Linked DNA regions of Homo sapiens: region 2 is linked to region 1. A link is an interaction called in ENCODE POLR2A ChIA-PET data of the cell type or tissue named here. Cell type or tissue: A673. All regions are shown on one strand. Each heading gives the region's core, and the rest is flanking DNA. Links, peaks and the distances in the headings are about the cores only. Region 1 overlaps ARHGAP45 (Rho GTPase activating protein 45). Region 2 overlaps LOC105372236 (a long non-coding RNA gene).

What was found. ChIA-PET counts read pairs that join two places held together with the same protein. Peaks named below come from ENCODE experiments on the same cell type or tissue, not always from the same donor. Only the 100,000 strongest peaks of a DNase experiment are listed, where the experiment ranks them.
Region 2: POLR2A ChIA-PET joins it to region 1 with 14 read pairs; 30 of 35 experiments call an interaction of 5 or more read pairs at or near these places.

Annotation. Positions count from the first base shown.
Region 1 is chr19:1,078,833-1,086,422 of GRCh38, forward strand. ARHGAP45 (Rho GTPase activating protein 45) reads left to right here. Exons shown (of 23, transcript NM_012292.5): 12 at 871-1,008; 13 at 1,096-1,286; 14 at 1,423-1,547; 15 at 1,632-1,715; 16 at 1,850-1,954; 17 at 2,060-2,232; 18 at 2,718-2,906; 19 at 2,992-3,129; 20 at 4,008-4,234; 21 at 4,311-4,521; 22 at 5,406-5,514; 23 at 6,828-7,590. The coding sequence ends at 7,174. Among named protein-coding and RNA genes, the nearest start is that of POLR2E, 13 kb to the right of the region's middle. RefSeq lists enhancers at 2,559-3,434, 3,899-4,068, 7,058-7,557, a silencer at 3,235-3,724 and a cis regulatory region at 3,984. In A673, for the core only: no CTCF peak of the experiment used is centred there; no DNase peak of the experiment used is centred there.
Region 2 is chr19:1,255,051-1,265,462 of GRCh38, forward strand. It overlaps LOC105372236 (a long non-coding RNA gene), which reads right to left. Exons shown (of 3, transcript XR_936233.3): 1 at 9,463-10,412; 2 at 8,380-8,509; 3 at 6,744-7,120. MIDN (midnolin) reads left to right here. Exons shown (of 9, transcript NM_001388306.1): 7 at 1-11; 8 at 372-644; 9 at 1,945-4,093. The coding sequence ends at 2,222. It also overlaps LOC107985303. Among named protein-coding and RNA genes, the nearest start is that of CIRBP, 9.1 kb to the right of the region's middle. RefSeq lists enhancers at 3,941-4,090, 4,511-4,670, 6,321-6,550, 6,591-6,770, 6,861-7,170 and 2 more and silencers at 5,111-6,030, 6,041-6,280. In A673, for the core only: a CTCF peak has its summit at 6,550; DNase peaks (open chromatin) are centred at 5,951 and 6,525; H3K4me3 peaks cover 938 bases; H3K27ac peaks cover 2,301 bases.

The sequences.
Region 1 (7,590 bases), core at 4,961-7,460:
CAGCCTCTAGAGTAGCTGGGACCACAGGCGTGTGCCGCCACACCCAGCTAATTTAAAAAAATTCTTGGCCGGGCGCAGTGGCTCACGCCTGTAATCCCAGCACTTTGGGAGGCCGAGGCAGGTGGATCACAAGGTCAGGAGATCAAGACCATCCTGGCTAACAGGGTGAAACCCCGTCTCTACTAAAAATACAAAAAATTAGCTGGGCGTAGTGGTGGGCGCCTGTAGTCCCAGCTACTCGGGAGGCTGAGGCAGGAAAATGGCATGAACCCGGGAGGTGGAGCTTGCAGTGAGCCGAGATCGCGCCACTGCACTCCAGCCTGGGCGACAGAACGAGACTCTGTCTCAAAAAAAAAAAAAAATTCTTTATAAAGATGGGGGTCTCAGGCTGAGTGTGGTGGCTCACACCTGTAATCCCAGCCCTTTGGGAGGCTGAGACGGGCAGATCATATGAGGCCAGGAGTTCGAAACCAGCCTGGGCAACATGGTGAAACCCCTGTATCTCTACTAAAATTACAAAAAATTAACCGGGTATGGTGGGTGGGGGGCACCTGTAATCCGTTACTTGGGAGGCTGAGGCAGAATTGCTTGAACCCGGTAGGTGGAGGTTGCAGTGAGCTGAGATCGTACCACTGCACTCCAGCCTGGCCTACAGAGCAAGACTCCATCTCAAAAAAAAAAAAAAAAAGATGGGGAGGGTCTCACCATGTTGCTCAGGCTGGTCTCGAACTCCTGGCCTCAAGCAAGTCTCCCACTGTGGCCTCCCGAGGCGCTGGGATGACAGGCGTCAGCCCCGCCTCCCTGAGGTTTCTGTCTGAGTCCTGCACCCCGGGCTGAGGCCTCTCTCTGTGCGCCCCGCCCCCACCGCAGGCGGAGGAAGCTATGGCCACCTACCGCACCTGCGTGGCCGACGCGAAGACGCAGAAGCAGGAGCTGGAGGATACCAAGGTGACGGCGCTGCGGCAGATCCAGGAGGTCATCCGGCAGAGCGACCAAACCATCAAGTCGGTGCGTGGGGTGCTCCGGCCGCCCGGGCGGGGATGGTGGACCGGGCGGCCTCCTCCTGACCCCTCCGCTCTCCGGTGCCGCCCGCAGGCCACGATCTCCTACTACCAGATGATGCATATGCAGACGGCGCCGCTGCCCGTGCACTTCCAGATGCTGTGTGAGAGCAGCAAGCTGTATGACCCAGGCCAGCAGTACGCCTCCCACGTGCGCCAGCTGCAGCGGGACCAGGAGCCCGATGTGCACTACGACTTTGAGCCCCACGTCTCCGCCAACGCCTGGTACCGCCACCCAGCTGCCCTGTCCCCGGCGCACAAGGCCCTGCCTGGGAGCCGGGCTTCCCTCTGTCGGGGGCATGAAGATGAAGCTGTCTTGCCCCCCATCACCTCCCCTCCTTTTCCCGGTTTCTTCCACTAGGTCCCCCGTCATGCGTGCCCGGAAGAGCAGCTTCAACGTGAGTGATGTGGCGCGGCCGGAGGCTGCCGGGAGCCCCCCAGAAGAAGGCGGGTGCACTGAGGGCACACCTGCCAAGGACCACAGGGGTGAGTGTCCGGCGGGGCCCAGGGGCGGACGCTGGCTCCCTGCGACCCACCCTGGCCCTTCACCAGAGACGCCTCTTTCTCCAGCCGGGCGAGGACACCAGGTTCACAAGTCATGGCCGCTCTCGATCTCAGACTCGGACAGTGGGCTGGACCCCGGCCCTGGCGCAGGTGAGGGAGGCTCTCTGGCGGGCTGGGGTGTGGAGCTGCCTCCTCTCCTGAGCCTCAGGGTTTCATCACCCACCGGGGTGATGGAGGGGGCCCCCCTGGCTGGGGGAGTCTGAACAGTCCTGATTCCCGCCCAGGGGACTTTAAGAAGTTCGAGCGGACGTCATCCAGTGGTACCATGTCGTCCACGGAGGAGCTGGTGGACCCAGACGGTGGAGCCGGGGCTTCAGCCTTTGAGCAGGGTGAGGGTCCCCTGACGGGGCTGGAGAGAGAGGGGGGTTTGGACACAGTCCATGGGCCTGGCCCTGAGCTGCCTTGGTGACACCGGCTGCCTGTGCTGCCCGCAGCTGACCTCAACGGCATGACCCCCGAGCTGCCGGTGGCCGTGCCCAGTGGACCGTTCCGCCACGAGGGGCTGTCCAAGGCGGCCCGTACTCACCGGCTCCGGAAGCTCCGCACGCCCGCCAAGTGCCGCGAGTGCAACAGCTACGTCTACTTCCAGGGTGCTGAGTGTGAAGAGGTGAGTGGGACGCCCCGACGGACAGCTGGGAGCCTTCGGGAGCCTTTGGGGTGCCCAGCACCGCCGGCCTGTGTGCCCTCAGGAATGTCCGGCCCAGAGCAGGGAGCAGTCGGACGCCTTTGGAAGGAAGCGAACGGAGGGGGTGGGGTGGGCTCTTTTAGTTCTGGGGAGCAGGGTTGGCTCTCTGAGGCAGCGAGGCAGGGGGCAGACCTGGAGGGTGAAGAGTCCTGGGGCTGTGGCCAGAAGACCTGGAGGGCAAAGGCCCTGGAGCTGTGTCCAGAAAACCAAGGGGCGGGAAGGAGAGGAGGCCACAGGGCAGGCGGGATCACCCCTGGGGTGGAAGCCACGAGCCACTGTCCAGCTTGTGTTTGCAGAAGCTGCCGTGTGGGGGCTGTGAGCGCCCCGGGGAGGTGGGGTGGAGCCGCTGGGGGCTGCGCTGAGCTGGGCGCCCCGGGGCTGGGCTCACTCACTCTGGCCGCCCCCAGTGCTGCCTGGCCTGCCACAAGAAATGTCTGGAGACGCTGGCCATACAGTGCGGGCACAAGAAGCTGCAAGGCCGCCTGCAGCTGTTCGGCCAGGACTTCAGCCACGCGGCCCGCAGCGCCCCCGACGGCGTGCCCTTCATCGTCAAGAAGTGCGTCTGCGAGATCGAGCGGCGGGCGCTGCGCACCAAGGTGAGGCGGGGGAGGAAGCGGCTCACAGCGAGGAGGCGGGAGTGGGCCGAGGCTGATGGGCCTCCCCACCCCCGGGCTCCCGCAGGGCATCTACCGGGTCAATGGGGTAAAGACACGCGTGGAGAAGCTGTGCCAGGCCTTCGAGAACGGCAAGGAGCTGGTCGAGCTGTCGCAGGCCTCGCCCCACGACATCAGCAACGTCCTCAAGCTCTACCTGCGTCAGGTGAGACCCACCGGTGGTGGCCAGGCAGAGCCTGGAAGGGGCGTAGCCAGGCAGGAGGAGGCGGGGTGGGGGTCCGGGAGCTGGAGCAGGACTGAGCTGGAGCAGGACTGGCGCAAGCGGGGGCCTGGGGAGGACAGGGTGGGCGGGACAGTGCCTGGCAGGGCAGGGCTGAGGCTGGGGGCGTGGTCACGGTAGGAGCGAGGCGGGGCCAGTTCTGCGCCGAGGCACGGACAGGGACAGGAGGGGCGGGGTGGGGCTTGGTCAGCACGTGGCAGGGGTGTGGCCACGGCAGAGGCACACCTGACGCTGTGCGGGGGCGGGGCCGGGGCCGGGGCTCGGTGGGGCGTGGCCAGAGCAAGATGGGCGTGTTCAGCGCTTGGCAGGGACCCGTATGAGGCTAGGGGCGGGGCTGAGGCTAGACAAGTGCGGGGCTGGCGGTGGGGCCTGGGCTTGGTGGGGCGAGGCTGGGGCCAGGGGCGTGGTCATCCCCGGGGAAGGGCGGGACTGGGGCTAGGGGCGTGGTCATGTCTGGGGAAGGGCGGAGCTGGGCTGGGATGGGAGTGGGACCAGCACTTCGCAGGTGGTTGGGAAGGGGTCAGACTATGCTGAGTGGAGCCGGAGCTCGTTAGGGTACCTGCAGGGCGGGGCGCGCGTGGCCAGAGCGAGAAAGGGAGTGGAGCTGCGGGCGTGGCCCGGGTAGGAGGGGCAGGGCTCACGCTGGGCTGGGAAAGGGGACTGACGCCGCTCTGGGTGGAACCCGAGCTCGGTGGGGTGTGGCCAGTGCTCTGTGGGGGTGGGGCTGAGGCTGGGGGCGTGGCAGGCACACGTGGGGGCTGGGCCAGGCCCACCAACACCTGCTGACCCTTGACTCTGCGCAGCTTCCCGAGCCGCTCATCTCCTTCCGCCTCTACCACGAGCTCGTAGGGCTGGCCAAGGACAGCCTGAAGGCAGAGGCCGAGGCCAAGGCGGCGTCCCGGGGCCGGCAGGACGGCTCGGAGAGCGAGGCAGTGGCGGTGGCCCTGGCAGGTCGGCTGCGGGAGCTCCTGCGGGACCTGCCGCCTGAGAACCGGGCCTCGCTGCAGTACCTGCTGCGTCACCTACGCAGGTGAGTCCCGGCATATGGAGTGGAGGGCGCGGGGTCCCGGGAGCCGCTCAGCACCTGGCCCCTGCCCACCCCGCAGGATCGTGGAGGTGGAGCAGGACAACAAGATGACCCCCGGGAACCTGGGCATCGTGTTCGGGCCCACGCTGCTTCGGCCACGGCCCACCGAGGCCACCGTGTCCCTCTCCTCCCTGGTGGATTATCCCCATCAGGCCCGCGTCATCGAGACTCTCATCGTCCACTACGGCCTGGTCTTCGAGGAGGAGCCGGAGGAGACCCCCGGGGGCCAGGTGAGGGTGTGGGCCTGACCGGGGCTGGCCACTCGGGGCTTGGGGAGCAGGGGGCGCTGCTGGGGACAGTCGTTGTCGGATGAAGCCCAAGGAACCACAGGGAGATAATTTGGTTTGGACAGGGCTGTTCGGGAGGCCACTGTCTTTTTGTGTCTTTTATGCAAAAAACTCAGCGAGGTCTGCATTGAATCTGGCAGAGGTGCAAAGGCTCTGCGGCCGCCCCTCCACTCTCCCTTGGGGCTGGCCTTGGGCCTCACCCTTCACCCCCAGCTTCCTTCCCCGTTTCCCATCCCGGTGCTGCCTGCAGCCACAAGCTCCACGCTGGCCCGGTGTCCACAGCCTGCCCGAGCTGCCACTGCACTCCGCCGCGAGGTCAATTCCCCGCTTCAGATTTTCTTTTCTGGGAGTTGTAGTTTCGCTCCTGCTGCCCAGGCTGAAGTGCAATGGGGCGATCTCAGCCCACCACAACCTCCGCTTCCCAGGTTCAAGCGATTCTCCTGCCTCAGTCTCCCGCGTAGCTGGGACTACAGGCGCCGGCCACCACACCCGGCTAATTTTTGTATTTTTAACAGAGATGGGGTTTCACTTTGTTGGCCAGGCTGGTCTCGAACTGCTGACCTCAAGTGATCCGCACCCCCCTTGGCCTCCTGAAGTGCTGGGATTACAGGTGTGAGCCACTGCACGCGGCGTCTCGTATTCTTTCAATCCATCTTCCCTGGGTGTTTAGGGGCTGCGGTTTCTCGGGTTTGCTCTTGGCTGAGGACAGACCGCCTGGGCAACAGCGGGTGTCAGTAGCTGTTACGGGCTGTGTGGGTGGGTTTGTTAATTTATAACATGGAAAATGGAGCCCCGGCCCCTCTATGACTTCCGTTCTGCACTTGCAGGACGAGTCATCCAACCAGCGAGCTGAGGTAGTCGTCCAGGTGCCGTACCTGGAGGCGGGCGAGGCGGTGGTCTACCCGCTGCAGGAGGCGGCGGCGGACGGGTGCAGAGGTGAGTGTGTGGCTGCCCGAACGGCCCCAAGGGAGGCTGGCGTGTGCCACCCATGGGCGCAGGTGCCATGACCTAGTTGTACACACGTGGCAGGGTCCACGGTGCTGCACATTCTGTGGATTTCGTCTGCCACGGAGACCACACCTATGAGCTACTCATTCAGTGTCCTTTAACCGGCTGCAAAAACAGGCAAGGCAGTGCCTTTTGAGGTGCCTACCCCGCACTCAGAAACCAGTAACGTGAACGTGGGGCTGATGCCTTGTGAGGCTCCAGGTGCACCAGGTCAGGCTAAGTGCCTTTCCTGCAGGAGCCCGTTTTTCTAGAGAAGGGCGTGGGGCTGGGAGTTTGACCCACGTGGGGCCAGCACCACCTGTCAGAGGCAGCTGGCCGAGTGCCGCATCTAGTTATGGGACACCTGTGTTGTCTGTCTTCACACTGCTGATAAATAAATACCTGAGGCTGGGCACGGTGGCTCACGCCTGTAATCCTCGCACTTTGGGAGGACAAGGCAGATCACTTGAGGTTAGGAGTTCAAGACCAGCCTGACCAACATGGTGAAATCCCATCTCTACTAAAAATACAAAAATTAGACAGGTGTGGTGGAGGGCACCTGTAATCCCAGCTACTCAGGAGGCTGAAGCAGGAGAATCACTTGAACCGGGGAGGCAGAGGTTGCACTGAGCCAAGATCATGGCACTGCACTCCAGCCCGGGCAAGAGAGAGAGACTCTGTCTCAAAAAGAAATACCTGAGACTGGGCAATTTACAAAAGAAAGAGGTTTAATGGAGTTACAGTTCCATGTAGCTGGGGAGGCCTCACAATCATGGCAGAAAGCAAAGAGGAGCAAGTCACATCTTGCATGGATGGTGGCAGGCAAAGGGAGAGCTTGTGTCCGGAAACTCCAGTTTTTAGACCATCAGATCTTGTGAAACCCACGTACTATCATGAGAACAGCCCAGGAAAGACGCACCTCCAGGATTCAACCATCCTCCACCAGCTCCCTCCCACAACACGTGGGAATTATGGGAGCTACAAGATGAGGTTTGGGTGGGGACACAGAGCCAGACCCTATCAACACCTCTCTCCTTCCGTTTCTCCCCTTGTCTCTCTCTCCTCCTCCCCGCCATGTCTCTCCATCTGTCTGTCCCTCCCCTTGTCTCTCCTCCATCTCTCCTGTCTCTCCCCATCTCTCCTGTCTCTCCATCTCTCTCCCCCCTCTCCTGTCTCTCCCCATCTCTCCTGTCTGTCCCTCCCCTTGTCTCTCCTCCATCTCTCCTGTCTGTCTCCCCCCGCCATCTGTCTCCCTTTCTTAGAATCCCGAGTTGTGTCCAACGATTCGGACTCGGACCTAGAGGAGGCCTCCGAGCTGCTGTCCTCATCGGAGGCCAGTGCCCTGGGCCACCTCAGCTTCCTGGAGCAGCAGCAGAGCGAGGCCAGCCTAGAGGTGGCTTCTGGCAGCCACAGCGGCAGTGAGGAGCAGCTGGAGGCCACAGCCCGGGAGGACGGGGACGGGGACGAGGACGGCCCGGCCCAGCAGCTCTCAGGATTCAACACCAACCAGTCCAACAACGTGCTGCAGGCCCCACTGCCCCCCATGAGGCTCCGTGGCGGGCGGATGACACTGGGCTCCTGCAGGGAAAGGCAGCCGGAATTCGTGTGAGCTGGGGTGGGGCTGGGACCACAGGTGGCTTCTCTCTTGCCTGCTCCTGTCCCTCCAGCACGTCCCCTGCACCACGGCATAGCTTAGGTGCGCCGTCCTGGGGTCGCTGCCGAGAGCGCCTGGACTTCGACGTCCCACCAGCGGGCGCCTCCTCCCAGAGGCTTCCAGGAGCACGAGGGCCTTGCGGCACAGGACTGTGCCCTGTGCTGTCCCCTGCACCCCGGCTCAGCTGAGCTGGGGAACACTGCTGTCGTGTGAAGTCACAGTGGCCTTGTTGGTGCCCACAGGGCTGTGTGGATGGAGGAAGCTGTCCCTGCCCAGTGCATCCCCCAGGTCATCACGGGGACGCAGGAGGCAGGCCCTGCCCTGCCCTCTCCTCACAGGTCTGTTGCAGGGACTCCAGAAACCATTCTGGG
Region 2 (10,412 bases), core at 4,425-6,924, 180 kb after region 1:
GACCTTCTCTGGTAGGTGTCACAGCACATGTGTGAGCTCACGTGTGTCCCGTGACCCTGTGCATTTGGGGTCTACATCCACCCACAGGCGACTCCACATATTCTGGGCATACACAGGCTGTGTCCGTCTGCTCACTTCACATGTCCCCCAGGAATCCCCCACACACACGCCTGGCCCTGCCCGGGGGGCCGCGGGTCACCAGGCGCCTGCATACTGGGGACGTGTCCCGCTCCCGCCCCGTGGTCCCTCGTGCACATCAGCCCACATGTCCACGCCATTGCCTGAGCTCATGAGCTCACACCCGTGGACGCCCGTCCTGGACATGCGGGACTGTGCCCGTGCCGGGCACTCACGGCCACCTCTGCCCGCAGGCACGCTACACCCCAACTGCCAAGACAGCAGCGGGCGGCCGCGGCGTGACATCGGCACCATCCTGCAGATCCTGAACGACCTCCTGAGCGCCACCCGGCACTACCAGGGCATGCCCCCTTCGCTGGCCCAGCTCCGCTGCCACGCCCAGTGCTCCCCGGCCTCACCGGCCCCCGACCTGGCCCCCAGAACTACCTCCTGCGAGAAGCTCACGGCTGCCCCCTCAGCCTCCCTGCTGCAGGGCCAGAGCCAGATCCGCATGTGCAAGCCCCCGGGTGAGTGGCCACCCTCGGGGGTCCTACCTTCCCCGCCCGCCTGGGCTTCTCAAGGCCCCTCTGTGTGAGCTGGTGGGCTCAGGAGCAGCTGACCTGCCCAGGGGCTGGGGGGGATGGCAGCTGCCGTGGCCACTGCTCTGCTCCAGCCCGGAGAGAAGGCAGCATGTGTGTCAGGGCACAAAGTGTCCTTGTGTGCTCCCGGGGGGCCACAGGCCCACTTCCTCCTGCCCCACCCCCACCCGGGGCATCATCTCCAGATGGCATTTGGTGCCTCTGTGAATGGCCAAGTCAGGCCTGGCAGGCCGAGGCGGGGCCAGAGCCCACCCCTAAGCATTTCAGTGACTTGGAAAAGCAGCGAACACAACCCCCCTGCCAGCCTGGCCCCAGCTACTCCCAAACGGCGGGTTACTCCCTCCAGAGTCTCACCAGAAGATGGCTACTGTACTGCCCTTGGGCTCTGCACCCGTCGCGGGGGCTCCTCCCAGCTCAGTTTAAAAGTGGGAAACTGGCCGGGCGCGGTGGCTCACGCCTGTAATCCCAGCACTTTGGGAGGCCGACGCGGGCGGATCACGAGGTCAGGAGATCGAGACCATCTTGGCTAACATGGTGAAACTCCGTTTCCACTAAAAATACAAAAAATTAGCCAGGCGTGGTGGTGGGCGCCTGTAGTCCCAGCTACTCGGGAGGCTGAGACAGGAGAATGGCGTGAACCCAGAGGCGGAGCTTGCAGTGAGCCGAGATCGCGCCACTGCACTCCAGCCTGGGCGACAGAGCGAGACTCCGTCTCAAAAAAAAAAAAAAAAAACCAAGGTACAACCCCCAAGTATCTCCCCTCGGATCACAGAAGCGGCCAAGCCCCCTCCATGTAGGACTCCAGGAAGAATGAGGCAGGACAGTCCTGACCTCCCCAGCTCATGGCTGAGCTGGAGAATTAGAAGCCAGCTGCGTAGCTGGGACTCCAGGCAAACACCACCATGCCCAGCTAATTTTGTAATTTTTGTAGAGGAGGGGTCTCGCTCTGTGGCTCAGGCCTGTCTCGAACTCCTGAGGTTGCCCAGGCCTGTCTCGAACTCCTGAGCTCAAGCGATTCTCCTGCCTCGGCCTCCCAAAGTGCTGAGATTACAGGCGTGAACCACTGTGCCCGGCATGGTGGATGTCCTTGACTGTTTCCTTTGCTGACCTCCCTCCAGGGAGGGCAGGACTGTGTCTGACCTCAGGGGCATTTGCTGGGGTCTGGGGTGGTCCTCTGTGTTCAGCAGGTGGAGGCTTTGGGAGTCACAGGCCACTACCTCCTTTGCAGGGGACCGGCTTCGGCAGACAGAAAACCGCGCCACGCGCTGCAAGGTGGAACGGCTGCAGCTGCTTCTGCAGCAGAAACGGCTCCGTAGAAAGGCCCGGCGGGACGCGCGGGGTCCGTACCACTGGTCACCCAGCCGCAAGGCCGGCCGCAGCGACAGCAGTAGCAGCGGGGGCGGCGGCAGCCCCAGCGAGGCCTCCGGCTTGGGCCTCGACTTCGAGGACTCCGTGTGGAAGCCAGAAGTCAACCCTGACATCAAGTCAGAGTTCGTGGTGGCTTAGGATCTTCGGATCGGCCACCCTCGCCCCTCGCACCCCAGCCCAGGGCGGCGGGGACTCCGAGAGCCCCGGAGAGAACGTGGCCCAGCCCTGGAGGGCAGGCGGCCACTCCCCCAGCCAGAAGTCTTTTTTTCTTTTCTTCTTTTTTATTATTTTTTTCTTTTTTTAAAAAGTTCTGACCGTGGTTTCCTGGACTCTTCATGGGCTTTGCTTCCTACCTCCTTCACCCTTCACTCCTGCCCTCCTCTTCCTCCTCCTCCTCCTCCTCCGTCTGTCTCCTTTCACCTCTGCGCCAGGTCGGTCCTCCCTGCCAACCTTCCCCAGCTCCAATATGTAGCAGTCTCTCTGGATGGCGGAGAGTGAAGGAGACGGAGAAACGCGCCCCATCCCTTCCGCCGCCTCCTTTCCCCCCCGACCCTATTCAGGTTTTAAGTCAAAAATGTCGATATGTCATTATGCACTTTACAGATGAGGGGAGGGGCCGCAGTGCGCAGAACCCACCCCACCCCCCAGTGCAGACTTCGGGGTCTCCACCCCAGGCCAGCAGCGCCCACTGGGCTACAGCAAGCCAACAGGTCACAGAAGCCAACGAGGGGACTGTTTCTCTTCCACTCCTATCCTCTTTTCTTGATCTTTTTTTTGCATTTTCCTTCATTTCTTTAACAAGGAGAGCAAAGCTGTTTTAGCAGAGGCTGGGGCTGAGGTCCCCATGGGGTTTGGGTGCAGGGGCATGGCACCCTTTCCTGTCGGGAAGGGAGAGGGGAACTACCCCCCCAGCCTGCCCTCCGCCCCGCCCCAGCCGGCGGACTGTGCTGTTTCCTCCGCCCCCACTCCCGTGTTTTCTGACCTCCTGCCTGAGTTTGGGGTATTTATAGACTATTAATTTTCTGACTGAGCCAATAGTGGTTGGGGAACTCTTGAAAAAGGGGAGAGAATGGCTGGGTGCTGGGGAGTTCCCCCCTCCGAGCCCTCCTTCCCGGCCCAACCTGAGGGATGTGGATTTGGGACTGTCTGGGGGCCCCTCCTGCAGCGAGGATGGGAGGGGGTGCTGAGCTGTGAATCCCCTGGGCAGGGGGCGACAACTCCGTGTAGCATTAACCCCCGTGGCGGGGTCCGCTGCTGGTCTAATTTGGACCCCCTGCCTCTCAGTGCCCCTGCCCTAGGGGTGTCTGTCTCCAGAGGGGAGGGACAAATCCCCTACTGGGGCCATTTCAATGGGGTAGTTTTTGGATTTTTTTCCCCACTCACTTTTTATTTTTTAATGATAATGGAGATGTCTGGACCCTTCCTCACCCCACCTGTCGGTCTTGTCCTGGCTCTGCCTGTCCCCCACCGTTGTTCTCGTAGGTGAACCCCAGGTCCTCAACTCCCCCCCTTTATGTGTTGAAAGTTAATGGTTTCAGATGTGAACATCACGTGTTATAACTGTAGCGCTGTAAATTTTTTTGTGGGAGGGTGGGCAGGGAGGGGTCCCAGAGGGTAGAGCTCAAGGATTTTGGGTTTTGTTTTGTTTTCATTTTTCCAAAAAAAAAAGAAAAAAAAATAGAAAAAAAAGGAGTAAAAGGGGCGGGTTTGTTTTTTGAAGAACTGTCTTGGATACCTATTTAAATGTGTGTTCTGTTTTGTTTTTTAACGATTTTTAAATAACGTCTGTGCCTCCACTGGTTGAGGGTGGAACCTCCAGGCAGGAACCGGCTCGCCACCCTCTGCCCGGTAAGGGCTGCCCAAGAAAGCATTACCCGCCCTCGGGGGGTCGGGCTGTGGGGGTCCCGGCACCTGGCGTGAGTTTCATGTATGAAAACATAAAATTGAAAAAAAAAAAAAAACCTACACGAGCACCGTGATTTCAAGTAATAAACAGAAAATGAAACACACATTGACTCCCGCCTGCTCGCCTAGTGGGGGGATCTGGCCTTGGTTGGGAGGGTTCCTGGGGTGGGATGTCAGCTCAGGGAGTCAGAGGGACTGACCTGGGTCCCAAGGCCCCGAAGAGGGGGTGGGGCAGGGGTCAGGGCCCTGAGAATTTCCCACGCTCCTTCCCCGGCTGCCGGGTGGGCAGGAAGCAGCCAGGGTGGGAGGGAGGAGCCCAGCCACTTCCTGGTACCCAAGGCCGGAAGTCCCTTAGGGTGTGGGGCGAGGGCCTGCCTGCCTGCTTCGTGGCCTGGGCAGGACCCTGGCCCCCTCAGGACCTGCCAGTATGGGGGAGACGCGACCACCAGCTCTCCCCAGCCACAGGAGTCGGGGACTCCCACTCTGCCACACCCACCTGCTCCCCTTCCTGGAGTCTCACATCTGTGTGGCTTGCTGCAGGGAGATCACCAGGCCGACTGGGAGGACCTAGGACTCCGCAGGGTACCTTGGGCTGGCAGGTGATACAGGCCTGGCTTGACCCAGCCCTGGGGGGCCTCTCTGGCCACACCTCCTGACATTCCAGCCCTTCCCAGACCTGGCCTTCAGCTCCAAACCTCCCGGCCTTTGCCCCCTGTCTAGGAACACCCCTGGTCCGGCTGTCCCTTGCTGTCTGGGAACTTCCCCAGCCTGCGCCTTCCACCCCTGTCCACCCCGTCCCGCAGACCCCACCCTTCCCTCTCTCTGTCCCTAGCCTGGAGCTCCCCGTGAGCCTCACCAGGACTGAGTCCTCTCTGGGGTCCCACCTCCACCCATGTCCGGGCTGGGCAGAGATGAGGCAATAACACTATTTCATGTCTTTTTTTAAATTTTGTAACCTGTATTTCCTCAGGTAACAAGAGTTGCCTATGAGAAGTAATTGGGCTCCCATTTTATAGATGGGAGAACAGAGGCCCAAAGAGGAACATCACTTGGCCCAGAGGATTTGGGGTGTTTGTTCAATGATGTGACCTCCACCCCTTATCCCATCTCTAGGGGCCCCAGTACCGGGAGCCCCCAGGGGAAGGGGCACAGGTTCAGAGAGTGGCCTGGGAGCACCTTCCTGAGACCCCTCTGCCCCTCCCAACGCCCAGTCAACCCCAAATCATCGCACGCCCACGGCAGGAAGGCGGATGCCCAGTCAGGCGGCACCCACCCCCCGCCCCGTCCCTGGTGCGGATGTCCCCTCGGGGCTCAGGGTGGGGGTGCGGGTCACCGACGCCAGGCCTGGGGTCAAGGCGAGGGCCCCAGGGCGCCACCGCCCCCTCGCTGGGCGGGGTGGGAAGGAGGAAGGAGGATGTTGTCTGAAGCACCTGCTGAATCACAGGGGCTGTGTCTGTAGCCTGCAGGGTGGGGGGCGCGTCCCCTGCACTCCAGGACCCGCCCCTCGGGATGCCGACCCCCACCCCAGACTGGGGATCCCAGGGGTCAAGGCTGTGCCCTGGGGGCGTGGGGTGGGGTATGGAGCTCCAGGCTCAGAGCCCTGGCCTGGTAGGGTCAGCCCAACCAGGGGTGCAGCGGGCGGAGGGGCGGCAGGCGGAGGCCAAGTGTGCGTAGGGAAGCACGGAGAGGTAAACTGAGGCACAAAGAGGGCAGGGACCGCTGGGATCTCGCGGGGCGGGGTCGGCCCTGGATCGCTCCCTTCCCCCAACCATTGAGGAAAAAGCTGAATGGGAGGGGGCGGCCCCCGGAAACCCGCCGGGATGGAAACGCGGTTTCCAGGGCAACGCGCCGCGAAAGGAGCCTGACGTCACCCCGGGTAGGGCGCCCTGCCCGCCCCCGTCCGCGCGTCGCGCGGCCCAGGCCCCGCCCACCAGCGGGGAAGCCTCATTGGTGATCGCACCGCTCGCTCATCGGCGTGCCCCAGTAGCAGCGCGACGAAGCCTCCAGAAGGCGGGACTTCAGCCCGGCAGCGCCGAGTGCGCAGGCGCAAGCGCGGAGGCGCTGCAGCCCCGCCTCTCTCCCCGCGCGTCTGCAAAGTTGGGGGCGGGAGGCGCAGCCGAGGGTCTGACGGCTGCGGCGGGGCCTGGACGGAAGAGGGGGCGAGCCCCGGGGCGCCGCACGTGGACCCCCGGCACGGGCACGCTCACGTGCACCCGTCCTTTCACGCCAACGCGTTTCCTGCTGCCCCCACCCCTGCACCACTGCACGTCCCAGACCCCGGCCCAGCCTCCCCGCGGTCCCTAGGCTGGGGGAGCTCAGACAGGAGGCTAGGAGGAGGGGGACTTTGGGGCTGAGGCTTTGCCAAAGGAGCAGGAGTTTGCCAAGTGTTGTAGGAAGCGGGAAGGGTGCGCCAGGTAGGGGGCACGGCGTGTGCCAAGGCCCGGAAACGTGAAACCGAGTGCTTTTCGGGGGCAACCGGGAAGTCAGTTGGTGGAGAAAAATCAAAGATGGGAGGAAAGGCGAGGCTGACAAGGACCCTAAACGGTGATTCCCCAAGTCGGCCACTGGAGGGATGACTTGGGGGACCAGAGAGGAAGAGCAGGTGAGGGGGAGCGGCGGCCAGGACATCTGGGAGGTGGCTAGACCCGTGGCCTGGACTTTGGGGGGCGGTCGAGTTGGATCGATGATCGATGGGGACCCTGGCGGCCTCACCCTGGGGGAGGTAGAGACGAAAAAGGAACTACGGTGTGCCCGGAAGGTGGTGGCTTTAGGTCCACAGGGAGGTGGTTGGCAAGGCGGGGGTAACAGGGGGAAGGAGAAAATCTGAAATGCCGGTGTGAGCTCCGGGCCAAGAGAGTTGAGGACTCAGGAGGCAGGAATCCCCCGTGGCCGCCCGCTGCTTGGCTGTGGGCTCCAACTTGGTGTGTGCTCAGAGAAGGCAGTGGTTGGAGTGAACAGGGCCTGTGCCAGGTGGGGAGACTAGCCAAGGTGTTTGTGCAGCCTGGCCTCTGGAGCGGCCTGGGAAGAGCTGGAGTTCGCAGGGTGGGAGCTGCCCTGTGGCTGGGAGCCCGTGCTGGCGTCCCTGCCAGGCGGTGATCTCACAGGTGAGCGGTGCTTGGGGAGACGCGGAGCTGTGGGCGGGCAGGAGAAGGTCAGTGGAGGTCATGGCTTTTGGCTTGAGGCCGGAGTCCTCTGGGGGTGGCCGAATGCGCCCTTGGAGCTGCCTTGGGAGGTGGCTAGGGTGGACAGCAGTGGAAGCCAGGCCCTTGGCTTAGAGCCACTGGGTTGGAGGGATTGAGCCAGTGCCCGGGCACAGCCGCCCCCACAGGGCCTTGCCCCACCCGCCCTCCTCTCCCAGCACCATGGGAATGGGAGTTACCGGGCTGGAGGCTGGGGACGCCACCACCCCGTGGCCAAGGGCGTTGGGGCCCAACCCAGGAGCCTGGTGCAGCCCCACCCACGGGCCGCCCAGCCCTGGAAGGGCAGAGAACTGGCTGCCTCTGGGGTCACTTGGGACAGGTGAGCAGCCCAGCCCAGCCCAGCGGGTGGGGGAGGGGAGGCTGTCACCTGGGCCCTGCCTCCACCCTCTTTCTGGTTCTCACTCCCTCCATTTCTCTTTCTTTTGCCTTTCTCTATTTCTGTCCCGATCTCTGGCGCTCTCCCCAACCCAGTACCACCATCTCCGCCCCTCCGTCCCTCCCCTGCTTCCGCCCCCTCTCTGGGGGCCCCCTTCACCCCGGGGCACATTCCAGCTTCCTCCCCCGCCTTGCAGTCCCTCCCTGGAGCCAGCTGCCTCCTCGGTTGCCAGAGCAGAGAGAGTGGGCTTGGGCCGAGGTCGGAGGTCGAGGAGCGGGCGGGAGCCTGGGAGGGCACCCCCAACCCCTCTGGAATGTGGGTGGAGCGGGGCAAGGGAGACAGCTGGTTTCCACGGAGGGCACATGCCCCATACCCAGGACGCTACCCACACTCAGCCCTGGGGGAGAGCAAGCAAAACCAATGGGTGCCATCCCACGAGGGGCCTGCACAGCCATCCCACACCCCCGACCAGCACGCCCGGGACAGCCCTCCACAGGCCACGCATTTATGGGTGCGGCTGGTGTGCCAGGCTCCCAGATACACAACCCCCCCCCCCAGACACACCCCATATACCTGTCCCCAACCTCAATCCACTGTGTGACCCTAAAACAAACAGAACCTCCTTGCTCAGCCTGGGCCAAGGCCTCCCCAAACAAAACTCCAGCCTGCAGAGTCCCACCACACACCGCAGCTGTCACCAGATACAAAGAGGGCCCTGACCAGATACAGAGAGGGCAGCAGCCTTCCCCCACAACCAACACACGCCTGGGCGGGGGCAGGAACACCCCCAGGGCCTCCAGCCACAGACACTCACCCACTCACCCCTCTGTGCACCAGTGATCCTCCGCTGCCCAGCCAAGCTTGACTCCAGCCTGCTGGAGTCTGGGTGGGGGATGGAGAGGGGTTCCCAGGCGAGCCCCAACCTATGCCTTCCAAAAGTCTTTCTGTGCATGTTGGAAATACAAATGAAACAGGAGAGTTAGCATACGGGACAATTATTATTTTTGTTTGTTTTTGTTTTGAGACGGAGTCTCGCTCTGTCGCCCTGGCTGGAGTGCATTGGCGCGATCTCGGCTCACCGCAACCTCTGCCTCCCGGGTTCAAGTGATTCTCCTGCCTCAGCCTCTGGAGTAGCTGGGATTACAGGCGCCCGCCACCACGCCCGGCTAATTTTTGTATTTTTTTAGTAGAGACGGGCTTTCCCCATGTTGGCCAGGCAGGTCTCGAACTCCTGATCTCAAGTGATCTGCCTGTCTCGGCCTCCTAAAGTGCTGGGATTACAGGCGTGAGCTACAGCATCCAGCCCAATTTTATTTATTTTTAGTAGAGAAGGGATTTCACCATGTTGGTCAGGCTGGTCTCAAACTCCTGCCCTCAAATGATCCACCCGCATTGGCCTCCCAAATTGCTGGGATTACAGGTGTGAGCCACCACACCTGGCCCCAGTTATTAGTATTTTCGAGACGGGGTCTCACTCTCTTTCCAGGCTGGAACGCAGTGGCTCCATCACAGCTCACTGCAGCCTCGCTGGAACTCCTGGGCTCAAGCGATCCTCCTGCCTCAGCCTCCTGAGTAGCTGGGACTACAGGTGAGCACCACCATGCCCAGCTAATTTTGCTTTTTTTTTTTTTTTGTAGAGACAGGGTCTAGCTATGTTGCCCCGGCTGGTATCAAACTCCTGGACTCAAACGAAAGTGCTGGGATTCCAGGCATGAGCCAGCGCTCCCGGCCTGCATACGGGATGATTCCATGTGGACTGCCACATCAAGGAAGCAAACAACAAGGAAAGCCTGGCGCTGCGTGGAGCTGTCTTTTGCTGCTAACTGCCCTTGACCGACTTCCTACCAGGTCTTCCCTGTGCGCCTCTAACCCCAGGAGGTGCTGCTGGCATGCCCACCTCTCAGATGAAGCAGTGCGGTCCAGAGAGCGTCTTGGGCACCGCCTGCCTCACAGCTGGGCCCCTGACCCTCCAGGGACTGTGGCTGAGCAGCCATGGCTGCCTGGACGGGTGTCCCCTGGCCCGTCTGTCCGTCTGGATGTGGGAACCCTCCAGGCACGCTGGGGCGGGCAGGTGCCAGGTGCCTCTCCAGCAAGATGCAACATAGGTGTCTTCACTTGCACTCCGTAGGTCCTGAGCCCCTGCAGCTGCCTGGGAGAGTGGGGAAATACTCTCCACTTGTCCCACTCCACTGTTGCCATGGAGATACCTCCCACCCTAGGCAGGGCCACCCTGAGCCTGGTTGGCTTTGCAGGAAATCCCCACTCTTTGACCTCTCTGTTAGGCACAGGACGTGTAGTCCCATGAGAGGGAACTGGGCCCAGGTGGAGATCCATCCGCCTACCCCAGAGCGCGCATCTGTTGCTAAGCAACATCTGAGGCTGCATGGAGGTGGGGGCTCCGGAGCCCCCAGACCTTTTCCCAGTTTCAGAAACTAGGTGGCTGCATCCCCAGCGTCCACGCAGGCGAGCCTAAGCCTCGGTCAGCTTTAGGGTGTCCGTGGGCCATGCAGGGTCTTGGGCCTTTCACAGACACCTGATCTGCACGTCACAGACACGCATGGGTGCACGTCACTACACGTCCGCCACATGTGCTTGGCTGGTCTGCGCCCCAGCAGAAGGGGTCACCTATGTCTCTGCAGTATCCTGTGTACTGAAAGAGCAAACAGGTGTGTGACCCCAGGGCAGGTCGGGGTCCGTCCTGTCCCCAGCCTGTCTACTGCGTGTGCCTGTGGCAGGCAGGGTCTCCGGATGCCGAGTGCATGGTGTATGACTTTGTGTCCAGTGGGTACGAAGCAGGGGTGTGGGTGTGCACCTGTGTGTGGCCTGTGGCGGGGTGTGTGTGCCGGG